Regions from separate parts of the Homo sapiens genome. Here region 1 is linked to region 2. A link is a contact called in ENCODE Hi-C or POLR2A ChIA-PET data. All regions are on one chromosome and are shown on one strand. Each heading gives the region's core, a stretch centred on a gene start or an enhancer-like site at or near the end of the contact. The rest is flanking DNA. Distances are from core to core; before and after follow the strand shown.

Region 1 (6,370 bases), core at 878-3,377, 220 kb after region 2:
GGAGACAAGCAATATATATAGAGGGGTTTGCGACCTCTGGTATGTACAAGTACAGAAAACATTAAACACAGCCCAACCCCTAGCCAGATTAGCCTAAAATCTTACACTAAAGGCCAATTACAAAGCATGCTAAAAGAAATGTAAAATGAAGATGAAGGGGGGGGTGGCCTGCCCCTCCACACCTGTGGGTCTTTCTCGTTGGGTGGGACGAGAGACTGAGAAAAGAAAGAGACACAGAGACAAAGTATAGAGAAAGAAAAGTGGGCCCAGGGGACCGGCGCTCAGCATACGGAAGACCCGCGCTGTGCGCTGGCACCGGTCTCTGAGCTCCCTCAGTATTTATTGATCATTATCTCCACCATCTCGGAGAGGGGGATGTGGCAGGACAATAGGGTAATAGTGGGGATAAGGTCAGCAGGAAAACACGTGAACAAATGTCTCTGTGTCATAAACAAGGTTAAGAAAAAGGTGCTGTGTTTTGATGTGCACAGACATAAACATCTCGACGCATTAAAGAGCAGTATTGCCGCCAGCATCTCACCTCCAGCCTTAAGGTGGTTTTCTCCTATCTCAGTAGATGGAAAATATAATCGGGTTTTACACCTAGACATTCCATTGCACAGGGACGAGCAGGAGACAGATGCCTTCCTGTTATCTCAACTGCAAAGAGGCCTTCCTCTTTTACATGCAAGAGAAAAACCCATATAACAAAGAGTCCTCTTTTTATGAAGACATTTTCCACCTTCAGTTGAATTAAGATGAAATTACACAGAAAAATCATTTGTTATATTTGTGCTATAAAATGTCATATGTAACATCTGATTTATGACTACAAAGATCAATACAATGGCTCATTTAACATGAGGAAAATTTAATTAATAATTCAGTACTAGAGCAAACAAGAAGTATAATTAAAGAAATACCATTAAAAAGACTTGTCAATTGAACAAAAAGCTGACTGTTTTCCTTAGGAATGGAGAAACTAAAATGAAACATTTGCATTGAAGGGACCTGCTGGCTTTATAATCACATCTGCTAACCAGTCTGCATCCTTGGCTCACAAAGATCCCCATGACTGCTAAAAAAATAAAAGCAATGCTTTCAAAAACATTTCCCCTTCATGTAACCTAGCATATTTCAGCAGTCCGTGTTCCCAAAACTTGTGGTTGAAAAAATCTCAACTTCATGCCTACATTTCCTGAAAAGAAGATCAGCCCAGGGGTGAATCAGTAACACATGAAGCTTGCTCTCCAGACACAAATAGAAATACACATCAGAAAAAAACACTGGCATAAAGATGACAGAAACCTCATCATGTTGAGTTGAGAAGTCAATCCTATTATTAGTTAACAGAGATTGAGCGTCCTTTGGCACTGGATGGTGCCAACACCATTGCTAGGTGCTGTAGAGAACATAGAATTAGGCAAAGTCTTGCCCAGGGGGTTCATAATCACATCAGACAAACCAGACACTAACACAGTCCAGCAGTCTGGAGTGGAGAGAGCTGAGCTTACATGGGGAACCTAAGGTCAATCTGTCCATGAGAATTCTCAGTTTCACTCCAACTCTCTTGTGTCAGAAAAATCTGGGGAAAAACCTTTGACATACTATCATGTGATTTCCATTTCAACGTCACCCAGGAAGCCTGTTTTGCAAAGGAGTACAGTTGAGTTTTCACTTGTCATGTAACCGGGTTCAGAATAAATTCAGTGAAACTATTGGCTTAGTTTATTAGAGAAGGAAGGAAAAACTCACAAGGCCAGAGTTATTAGGAGGAGAAGTAAAGTTATGTAGGTGAACATCCCACAGAGAAGCCTGGGGGCCAGACTTCTGCTGAGCCTGTATTACATACTGTATAGATGACCATTTGGTGGTGGGTCTATTCTTACCTCCACTCTGTCATGAAAAGTCAAGGTTACATAAACGATATTGACAAGTGAGCTGGGCTGCTTGGCACCAGGTAGTCTGAATTTGACTTGTCAGTTGTTAACAGAAGATTTCTGGATGTATCAGTAACCCAGCTATTAGAAACACTGGAACCCGTCTGATATTCATAACATGAAAAACAGGATGTTGCTGTTCACATGGGAGTCTGAGATTAAAAAGCAGTAGTATGCATGTGAAAACTCTTCTCAAGGTTGGGTTAGATCATTTCCTGTCCTCCTATAGCACTTTAGTACTCACCACCATCATAGAATTAATACTCTGTGTTAAGGTAATTGCCTATTTGTATCTCTCCTTAGCACTTAGACAGTACATGATACATGGCAGGTTCCAATACAAATTTATAATAAATAAATGCTGTAACGAATGTAAGCAAGCTGTAACTCTGCATACTCTTTGAATTTCTGAAAAGAATTCAAGTATGATAAGTTTCAAAAATCTTCACACAGTCCTCCAATATCCTAACTTTTTTTTTTTAAAGACAGCCCATGGGCCCCAGTTTTACATTTAAAATGTAGGATGTTTTTCATAGTTGGTTGGAATAACAAGAGTATCAATTTCCTCATCTAGTCCATAGTTCCATGTATACATAACCAGGTATGCATTGTATACATGGAATTCCTTCATGCTATTTTTTTTGTATATAACAGTGCCTATGTAATTTGAACTCAGAATAGTAACTGTTTGTGAATTTAAGAGCCATGTGGTATTTAAATAACAATTCTACTTCTTTAAAGTTCCTTCAAGATATTTTGCAGATTTTTAATAGAGAAAATGACTTTTAAGAAACCATGTGTGAAGGTAATATAGACAGACTAGCTTCCAGTAAGAGTAATGGATTCTTATCCAGACTGCCTCGGAGTCCATCAGCTGGTGACAGACAGAAGAGCAGAAGTGTGCCCCAAATGTCATGTAAACATGTTAGTTCTAACAACTAAGCCAAACCCAACATTGCTGAAGCTAAAGTGAATTAAAGGACCTGCCATACATATGTGGGTTATTCCCCCTCCCTGAGAAATAGGGCATGGGAAAAGTTTGGCTTTCTGAAAACATCAAAAATAGCTAGAAAGGAAATATTTCTTTAGTTCTCTAATGGGCTGAAAAGGTAGAGGTTTATAATTTAATCTTAAACCAGTCTCTCATATCTAATATTTTGGGAAAATGCTGTCTTGTGCTGGGTTGAAGACCCTTTTTAGAGATTTTTTCATTAATAAGCAAACAGATTGGTCTTTTTTAAGTGCAAGATCTTTACGCTTGGGTATGACTGTTTTCCTGGATTTAAAATAATTCCCATGTACTTTATTTCAGTTGTGTGGAGAAAAGTATATTTTACAGAAACACTCTTTTCTAGGAAATAAAATACCATGGAAGAATTATATAACTGGAACACAATTTCAAAAATCAACTTATCTAATCTACACGTTTAGACATTAGAAATCTTTGGTTGTGAAAGTTAATACCCAAGGTCATATGGCTTCTGAGTGGTGTTACTGGACAAGAACTTATGTCCAATGCTGTACTCCTTTCTTTAAAAATAATTATTCTTTGGGAGGCCAAGGCGTGTAGATCATGAGGTCAGGAGATTGAGACCATCCTGGCCAACATGGTGAAACCCCGTCTCTACTAAAATACAAAAAATTAGCCAGGCGTGGTGGCGCTCGACTGTAGTTTCAGTTACCCCAGAGGCTGAGGCAGGAGAATGGCATGAACCAGGGAGGCGGAGGTTGCAGTGAGCCGAGATCACACCTCTGCACTCCAGCCTGGCAAGACTGTCTCAAAAAAAAAAAAAAAATTGTTCTATTGTTTCTTAAACTTTTAATGTTGAGATAATTATAGATTCGTGTGTGGTTGTAACAAATGACACAGAGAAGTTCAATCTACCCTTTATCCAGTTTTCCCCAATGTTAACATCTCACAAAACTATACTGTAATATCACAATCAGAATACTGACATTGATACAATAGACATATAGAACATTTACATCACAACAGGGATTCCTCATGTTGCTTCTTACAGCCACACCCACTTCCCTCTTACCCCATTCAACTCCTTAATCCCTGAAAAGTAATTATAGTAATTTGTTCTTTATTTCTATTGTATTGTCATTTTAAAAATGTTATATGAATGGAGTCATACAGTATATAACCTTAGAAACTGATTTTTTTTCACTTGGTTTAATTTTCTGGAGATTCATTGAGACTGTCATGTGTATCAGCAATGTTCCCCCCACCTCCTTTTTTTTTCTTCTGAGTACTCTGTGCTATGATTGTATCACAGTTTGTTTAACCATTTACCTGTTGAGGGAACATCTAGGTTGTTTCCAGTTTTGGGTTAATATGAATATATTTGTGGTAAACATTCAGTAGAGGTTTTTTGTGTACATAAGTCTTTATTTCTTTGGGATAAATTCCCAAAAGGTTCCCAAAGGTATAACTTATGGGTTGTATGATAAGCACATTTTTAATTTTAGAAGAAACTGTCAAACTTTTTCGTAGTGGCTGGACAATTTTACATTCCCACCAGCAATACGTGAGTGATCTAGTTTCTCTATACCCTTGCCAGCATTTTGCATTGTCACTACTCTTATATTTTTATAATTCTAAGAGGCAGGTAGTGATATCTCATTGTGGCTTTAATTTGTATTTCCCTAATGACAAATGAAGTCGAATATTTTTCCATGTGATTATTTTCCATCTGTGTATCTTTGTATCTTCAGTGAATGGGTCTTTATACCCTTTGCCCATGTTCTAACTGGATTTTTTGGTTTGTTTGTTTATTTATTTATTACTGTTTAGTTTTGAGGGTTATTTATACATGTAGATATGGATCCTTTGTCAGATATGTGGCTTACACATATTTTCTCCCAGTCTCTAGTAGGTCTTTTCATCCTCTTTACAAGGTCTTTCACAGAACAAAAGTTTTGAACATTGGTGAGGTACAGTGTACCAGTGGTTTCCTTTATAAATTGTGATTTTGGTATCAAGTCTAAGAACTCTTTGTCTAGGTTTAGATTCCAAAGATTTCCTTCTATGTTTTTATATAATTCTTATAATTTTATGTTTTAATTTATGGCCATGATCTATTTTAAGTTTATTTTTATATAAGGTATGAGACTTAGGTTGAGGTTTATTTTCTTCCTAAAAATATCCAACTGCTCCGGGACTATTTTTTGAAAACACTGTCTTTCCTCCATTGAAATAGTTAGCACATTTAGCAAAAGTCAATTGGCCATATTTGTATGAGTCTATTTCTGGGTTTTCTATTCTGTTTCAATTTATCTATCTATCCTCTACATTACTCACAGTCATGATTATTATAGGTATAGAATATGTCTTAAAATTGGGTAGACCAATTCCTCTCATTTTATTTATCTTTTTCAACACTGCTGTAGCTATTCCAATTCTTTTGCCATTTCATATTCATATTTCATAATAATCTCTATTTTTACAAAAAAACTTGTTAGTGTTTTTATTTTTTATTTTTTTAATTTTAATTTTATTTTATCTTATTGTTTTCGAGATGGAGTCTCTATCGCCCAGGGTGGAGTGCAGTGGCGCGATCTCGGCTCACCGCAATCTCTGCTGCCTGGGTTCAAGCAATTCTCCCTCAGCCTCCCCAGCAGCTGGGACTACAAGCCTGCGCCCCCAGGCCCGGGTAGTTTTTTGGTATTTTTTAGTAGAGATGGGGTTTCACCATGTTGGCCAGGCTGGTCCCGAACTCCTGACCTCAAGTGATTCGCCCGCCTCGACCTCCCCAAGTGCCGAGATTACAAGCATGAGCCACAGTGCCCAGCCAGGGTTTTTATTATAATGGTTTTTCTTTAAAACTGCACATCAATGCGGGAGAAATGAATCTTCCAATGCACGAACAAAGTATGTCTTTCTGTGTAAGTCATTGATTTATTTCATCTGAATTTTTAAATTTTCAGCATAAAAAAAATTCCTTTCAATGGCAAAAACCACAATTACTTTTGCACCAACCTAATAGATCCTGTGCATGTCTTGTTAATTGTATACTTAAGTATATAATTTTCACTGGAGTGCAATGTAAATGGTATTGTTTAATTTCAGCGTTCATTGATAGAACATAGAAATATACTTGATTATGTACTTTTACCCTTTAGCTTATAACCTTGCCTAACTCACTTATTAGTTTAGGAGTTTATTTTGGGGAGAATTTCTCGGGATTTTCTATTATTAGCAAACCAACCTTTGGAATACAGAAAATTCAGTTCCTTCCCAAAGTGAACCGGCACTCTTCTCAGTCCATTCTTTCTAGGTAGTCACTTTATTTGGAAAAGGAAATTCTATGGAGTTGCGATCATGCCTTTAACTTCTTTGTAGTTCGCTCAATGCCTGCTACTGCTATAGGAATTATAGCATAGTGACTAAAAGTTAGGCTCTGAAATCAGACTGGGATTTCAAA
Region 2 (6,918 bases), core at 802-3,301:
AACTTGATGGGACATAGGGAAGGCAGTTACTGTTTAACGGTCCATAGCTGGTCCGGTGGATTAATTGCCAGAGAAAGCAGAAGTAAACCCTTGGAGAATACTTTTATCCCCAAACTTAGGAATAACTGGAAGCTCATTTAAACTGGGAGCATTTCCCCCTCCACCCCAAGAAAAGATAACTTCCCTCAAGGGGATCTGGTGAATGAAGCAGCGTATTTTCATCCTTGTGATAATGGGTGTGAGTCAGGCACTACCATAAAAGAAGAATTAACTTGAATGTGCCACATACTTGGTCTGGCCTTGTCCCATACCTGTACTCTTGTCATGGTTGATTACCTATGTGCATCAGATATAAAGCAAGCAGTCTGCATTGTGGCATGAGATAAAAGGTATGTTAATATGCTCAGGTCACATACTATCTTGGCCAATAGTAATTTTATATAATTTGCTTAAAGGAAACTGCACTTCTTGCAATATTTTTTTCCAATGAAGAAAAATTTAACGTGACAGAAGCTTTATATATAACTCTTGCATTTGAGTAACAGCATTGAATCCTCTCCATCTCAAGCAGAACTTTTAAATATTTTTATTACTTTTGATATGCAAAAGCTAAGGAGAAATGGTTTGGAAGACCTAAGTTAAATTTCTAATGAGTCTTGTTTCTTTAATAGGGGAGAATTTCATACAGCTTCGGTGAGTTTTTTCTTTCCACATGAGATAATATAAACAAACAAAAAAATAAAAAAGTGAAACATTTCTCTTCTTACTTTAAGAACCTTAAGGGCTAAAAGAGTGGTTTGGTTTCCTGACTGGTACTTTTGGTTTGCCTTCTCTAAGTGGTCTTGAGCAATTCCCCAGAGGAAACATTTGAAGAGGGTTTTTCTCCCACTTGAGAGAGTTTCATCCCACACAACCCACAGAATTTGATGGCAAACTTCATGGACCAAGTGTCTGGTTTTACAGAAGTGGCTGTGGAGTATGTTTTTCCTTTCACAGGTGCACATTTATTCTACCTTAGGAATAAGAAGAGATCATTTTCTTTTAAAGAGGGTAGCTTAAACACTGAATATCTCTGATAATTGGATGCCAGTCAGGTAGGTTGTGATTTACTAAATGCGGGGGAAAAAAGGTGGAAAGAAGGATTAAAACTTCCAAAGCCTTTCTCGCTGATCTTTCTTTACAACCATCTGGTGTGCACAGAAGTATTGTATAATCTGGCCTGTATTATTCTCTTACTGTGAAACATATTGAAACACTTTATGTTTAGGTGTGTGTACAGAAATTCATGAAGTTCTTTTATACACTTTCTTAGTTCCATCGTAATTCTCATTTTAGGATGTCGTGAAAAGATAGCCTGGTGAGAGAGCACATTCTACCCTGGCTTGTGAATTTGGATTTGTTCCTTCCTATCTACCAGCCACCTGATTACTTACTGTCCCCGTGCAAAGGGCACCCGTTCACATCATTTTTTTCCAAGCGCTAAAACCTGGAAAGATATTTTTTTAAAGGACTCACAGAAGCTGTCTTGGGGGTTTGGAAAACATCACAAAATTGTTAGCAGACCTTTTGACTGTGCTATTTTTAGGAAGTTAACTGTGTTCTTTTAAAGTACATTTTTGACAATGGGACAACGTTTTCCTTGCCCCCACTGATGTGTGAAATATGTACAGTGAAAAACGTCAGTACAACACCCCAAACAGATACATTTTAACCTAAGCAACAGTCAGCAACAGGAGAAAAAGTGATTTAAAAAGAGAAAGGTTTCGCAATATTTATGCTGCTGTTTCTTCCCTGAAGGAGCTTTTATTTTACCATTCAAACAGAAGTTTGTTTTCAAACCAGTTGCTAGTTAAAGGAGCAGCGGATCGCGCATCCGTAAGAATCAGCTCTAACCAAACAGCAAACGCGTTGGCCAGAGGGTGACTTATTCCCCCATAGCAACCCCTGGTAGGTGAGCTGCCTGCAGAAGTGCTGTCTTACCTTGAGCACGTAAGATCAGGGAGAGAGGCTCGCTGGCTCCCACGGAGAGGATCGGGGAAGGGCTGTGATCCGCTGCTGGTAACATGCACTTGGCTTTTATGGGCAGGTGGGAGGAGCTGCTCCTCATAGTAGGTGGGCAGGGAAGGAGCGGCGGGCGGGCAGCCTCTGGAGGAGCTGGACACTCTTCTCTGGGGAGGGGCGGGCAGAGACTGGAGCCCGCAAGGCGGAGGAGAGACGACGGGGCGGGGGGAGGGGGAGCGCGGTCACAACGGAGGAAGGAGTGGAAAAGGGAGAGAGAGGGAGAAGGGAAAAAAGAGAGGGAACTAGAAATAGTGAAAGGGATCTTGACCACAGATGGGGAAAGGTGGGGGAGAAAATGAATAGCAGAGACAGAGAGAGAGAGAGTGTCTGGGAGGAAAGGGGAATCGGAGTATTTTCCGTTTTTGCATGACATTTTTTGGCAGAGGGAGTTGTGGGTGATTGTGACTTTTGAAGGTGTTTTCTGTGAATTTGGGAATTTGAAAAGCTACATAGCGGTCCGGGAGAACTGAAGGGTTTCTAAGCGAGGCAAGGGAGGTGAAGCTGGGCGTCCGGGCAGCAGAGCCAAAGTTCAGGGTGGACCCGGACCTGGAGCTGGAGGCACTGACATGGCCTGGAGCCAGGCAGCCCCCAGCCCTCAGCCCCGTCCCACCGCCCGCGGGTGAAAATCGCCCCATCCCTCTCCCTCCAGGCAAGGCTTATTTGACAAGGAAGTTCCTGCGCTGCCTGTCCTCTGAGCATCCAGAGGCCCCTTTTGAGACTTCGGCAGCATTAAAGTAAATCCAGCAACGGGGAGGATTCGCGTGGACTTGCTTGTGGAGACAGGAACCTCAGAACCAGCCTGGGTCTTCCAGCATCTGCTTATGTAACGTAGGATTTCAGAGCTCTCTGCCCTCTGGTTATTTTCGGTATTTAAAACACTCTCATTCCTAACAATCGGAAAACGTCTTGGTGCCACAGTTCTTTCTCAGTGTGTCTTAAACATTAAGAGAGGATTCAACCAACAAGTGGCTAAAGGATCAGTCTGAAATTACTAAGAAATGCATTCAGAGAAAGAAAAACAAGCTCCTTTCGCTGCTGAGTGGTGACTCACTTCCTAGCCCAAGCCTGATTTTTGCCACCAAAGGAATTAAAGCATTTTAAAAGAGAACCTGAGACTTGGGGTGGGAGATACAGTACCGGGAGGGGGAAAAGGCGGGAATGGGAGGGGGGAGGGATGGGTAGGCTGGAAATAATAAAGGAACGAACTTGTACTGAATATGTATATATGTACTTCATTCAGTGTTCACCGCAACCTTATGAGGTAGGTATGATTCATATTGTGCAGATTTATTTATTTTTTTTTTAATTTAAAGAAAGGCATCTCTAAGGGTTTAAATAACTAGCTCAAGCTAGCGAGAGGGGGAGCCACAGCTAGCGAGCTTGCAAACCTTAGGCACTCTTCAGTACACCAGGCTGCCGTATAGAACACCTAGGTTCGTCTCAGGTTAGATCCTGATGTCATTGGCTGGTAGCAGGCTCCAAGAGAAGGAAACTTGATGGTGAAGAGCAGAATTACTCAAACTTAGCACTACTGAAACTTTCGGGAGAATATTTCTCTGTTGTAGGGACCTCTCCTGTGCACTGTAGAATGTTAAGCAGTGTCCGTGGCCTCTACCCACCAGATGCCAGTAGCAGTACCCACTCCGCACTCGCCACCCAGCTGTGAAAATAAAAAATGTCTCTAGATTTAGCCAAATGTCGCTGAGGGACAAAATCCCCTCCTCTTCTTAAGAACTATTCGTCTAAAAAAGGCCCACAACTATAAAAAAGCATTTTAAAAGAATCTATTAAGAAAATACCCAGTAGTGCCATTTGGATAATAATAATACCTACGTCCATATGTGCCGAGTTTACACAGCACTTAGGTTTTTACATACGTATTTCCATCTGTTAGCTTCAAGAGCTCAAAGCCTCAATTACTTCCTTTGTAACTAAGCTTATTCTCAATTGGTTACGTCTGGGAGTCAACGAAATAAACTCCCATGTGCCCGGGATATGAGGCAAGAACAATCATATATGAAATAAAAAATTTAAAATTTTTATCGTAAACACAAATTTGACACCAGAGTTTTCAAATTTACTCACGATGTTTTGCATTATTGATTATTCGCCTTTTTATAATTTTTTATCTCTATGTTCCCTATTCAAATTATATTCAATAATTTTTTGGCTGCACAAAGTTATAACTAGTGGCTTACTAGCTAGTAAAAAATAAGTGCTCAATAAATATGTATAGTCTCGCTAATTGAATAAACAGCAATATTGAGGACTGACAATAGAGAATGGTCAGCATTTGTTAGTTTAATGAATGCTTAGAAAGCTAAAACTTTCACATCAACTTTCTGCCCGTTTGCTGTTTGGTTTTACTCTCTTCTTACCCTCCATAACTCAGTTTTCCTCTTCCCAAATAGTATGTCTTTTGAGGATGTGGCCAAATCTACTGAGTGAAGTCTGTCAAACGAGTAACACTTGTTACTAGACCTAGAAATAGGACTGCATTATCTATTCTTGGACATAACGCTGAAATCAGATGTGATTTTACAAGCACAATACCACTTTTGGAACTTTTTAATTTAGCAAAGAAATGTGTTCTGGGGAAACAAAATGGGACTTTTAGAGGAGAAGCTGGGTGATAAAGTATGTTAGTAAATACCCTTATCAGATTACAACAAATCATCTTTTCTATCCTAAGTTAATTCTTCTCAAACATTCCAGTTCCATCACATACGTATGAAAAAAAAAAAATACCAGAAAGGCAAGAAAAGCACATTTGAAGAAAAGACAATTGATGGCTGTAGGCTGAATTTCTCTTCTTATTTTTAATTCTTTCTTCCTTTCAAACCAGCCAACATAACAAAAGCACTGCTTTCATTTTTTTGGATGGCACTAATAATTAGTTCATTTCTCCCATTCACACTTACCTGAATCTGATTCAGTAGCAGATCTGGACAACAAGTCAGGAATCCAGGAATGTCGTCTCTTTGCTGACTCTTAGTGTGCCCTTCCTAGAATCTCTCTGAAGGTGACTGAGGTTTGAAATGACCTAGTTTGGTCTTCTGTGGAAGGAAAGGAATCCAATGACAACATACTAGATGCTCTGAAGTTTCCATTGTGTGGCTATAACAGCTACAGATCATTACCTTACTTTTGAGAGCTTTGCAAATGTAACCCTTTTTTGGAGTTTATTTAGAATTAATCAGTTAACAAATATTTATTAAGAATGGATATCAGACAATGTGAGGTATTCAAAGCAGAGGAAAATATGACATCTTTTCTCACAGAGGAAGAAAAGCATGAAATCCTGATAGTTGAATTTTAGTAAAGAGACTTCAGGGAGGAGGTGGCATTTGAGCTGAGCCATGGAAAGTAGCATTTGAATAGACGAGTGATGGACAGTAGTACATTCCAGGCAAGGGAGGATATGTGTGCAACCAGGGAAATCACAGGAATATTCAGAAGGTGGTGAATTGGCCAGCATGACTGTATAGAAAGGTCCATGTGGTAGAACAATGAGGCTGAGAAATGGAGAGGAGGGATGAGGAGGGATGAGGTCACCTCAGTAGTCTGAAGTATAAACTATATTCTGTAGGCAATGCAGAATCAATGAAGACTTTTGAGCAATAGAATGGCATGGTGAAAGTGGCATATTTTCAAGATTTCATTTTTCTTTGAATATAGGGTCTTTATTGTGGCTTTGCAGATAAATGCTTGCCTGTGCATCTCAGACTGATAGCATACTTAGAAATAGAGAAAACAGAGTGTCTGCATCCTGCAGACTTGGAGGCCTGAGCAAGGTGGCAGAAACAGTAGTGGTTCTAGCCCAGTTTTCCCTGGAGTGTCCTGTATGGTTGTAGGAAGGGGGTAGGAAGGCAGGACCCTCTCACGGTGTGGCCAGGGTGACATATGGGATTCACATAAAGAGTGATGTCTTCTCTGTGTGTCCGAGGAGCCCAGTGTCTTTCTCACCTGCTGTAGCTTTACATTATCCCTAAATAATATACCTGATCCATGAGATCCTTGAGTTTTCAAGGATTTCTGGATTGGAAAACAGTGTGATCTGGCTTTAAAAACTGCACATTCACATCTATGTTCTCAAATAGTTAATTTTTAACTATTTGTTTGTGCTGCCCATGCCAGATTTCAAGCTCTGATTCTTCCTTTCACTCCTTAGAGCTTTAAAATGCAAATGAATGTGGCTTTGGCCTAAGCAAAAGTCACAGACAGGTGTGCTCACTTGAAGTAAATCTGACAATTTGAAATACGGTGTACAGAAATTTGCTCTCCATCTATCAAATGACTCATCAGTCAATCAGTCTTAGCCCATGCTAAGCATGACCAAATATGATCGTAGTCCGTAAGGCACTTAAAATTGCCAGCTCTCCTAGGACATTTAAAATGGGGTTTTATTTACAAAAATGGAAAACGCTTTATAGCACAGAAGAAAGGCACACCTCTTACGCATTCCAAAGGACCGTTGGATTTTGTGAGTCACTGTTTTCCTGTTGGCCCATAGGGTAGAGCTGACTGATGCAGGTGACCCCACAGATGACTGCCTCACAGCTCCTGCTGGCTTTGTAAAGAGCAGTGCATGGAGAGTCAGGAAATCTGGAGTTTAGTCCCCGCTCTGCCACTAACTACCCAGGTGAAAACTTGGGGCAGGTGTTTTATCCTTTTTGGACTCAGTGTTTGCATTTGTAAAAGTGTCTGCATTTGTAAAATAAGAAGGCTTAACCAGACCCTCTCTAAAGTTCTTTCCACCTTCCAGATGCCTGCTGTGTGCCAGTTGGTGGGCACTCCACTCACTCAACATCCCCATGAAGTCAGCTCAACATACAATGATACACATGCTCAATTTAG

Evidence for each region. A loop is a pair of places that touch in the nucleus more often than their neighbours do. ChIA-PET counts read pairs that join two places held with the same protein, here RNA polymerase II (POLR2A). Pooled maps may share reads with other maps.
Region 1: a map of ascending aorta shows a loop between it and region 2 (1.9-fold over the local background). The contact joins the enhancer-like site here to the promoter of COL8A1 in region 2. A Hi-C loop is called at or near these places in 4 of 168 maps with a recorded cell type or tissue (IMR-90, aorta, ascending aorta and 1 more), 8 of 37 single-sample maps with no recorded cell type and 8 of 50 pooled maps. POLR2A ChIA-PET finds 5 or more read pairs at or near these places in 1 of 52 experiments (BJ).

Annotation. Positions count from the first base shown.
Region 1 is chr3:99,414,073-99,420,442 of GRCh38, reverse strand. No RefSeq gene overlaps it. Among named protein-coding and RNA genes, the nearest start is that of COL8A1, 220 kb to the left of the region's middle. RefSeq lists an enhancer at 1,578-1,717. Within about 2 kb of position 2,127, at least 3 of the 41 ENCODE cell types and tissues checked have a DNase peak (open chromatin) inside an H3K27ac peak, as active enhancers do; they include ascending aorta, where a contact is called at or near this core.
Region 2 is chr3:99,633,727-99,640,644 of GRCh38, reverse strand. It overlaps COL8A1 (collagen type VIII alpha 1 chain), which reads right to left and starts at 2,051. Exons shown (of 4, transcript NM_020351.4): 1 at 1,981-2,051. It overlaps LOC124909401 (a long non-coding RNA gene), which reads left to right and starts at 1,965. Exons shown (of 2, transcript XR_007095981.1): 1 at 1,965-2,058; 2 at 2,711-3,277.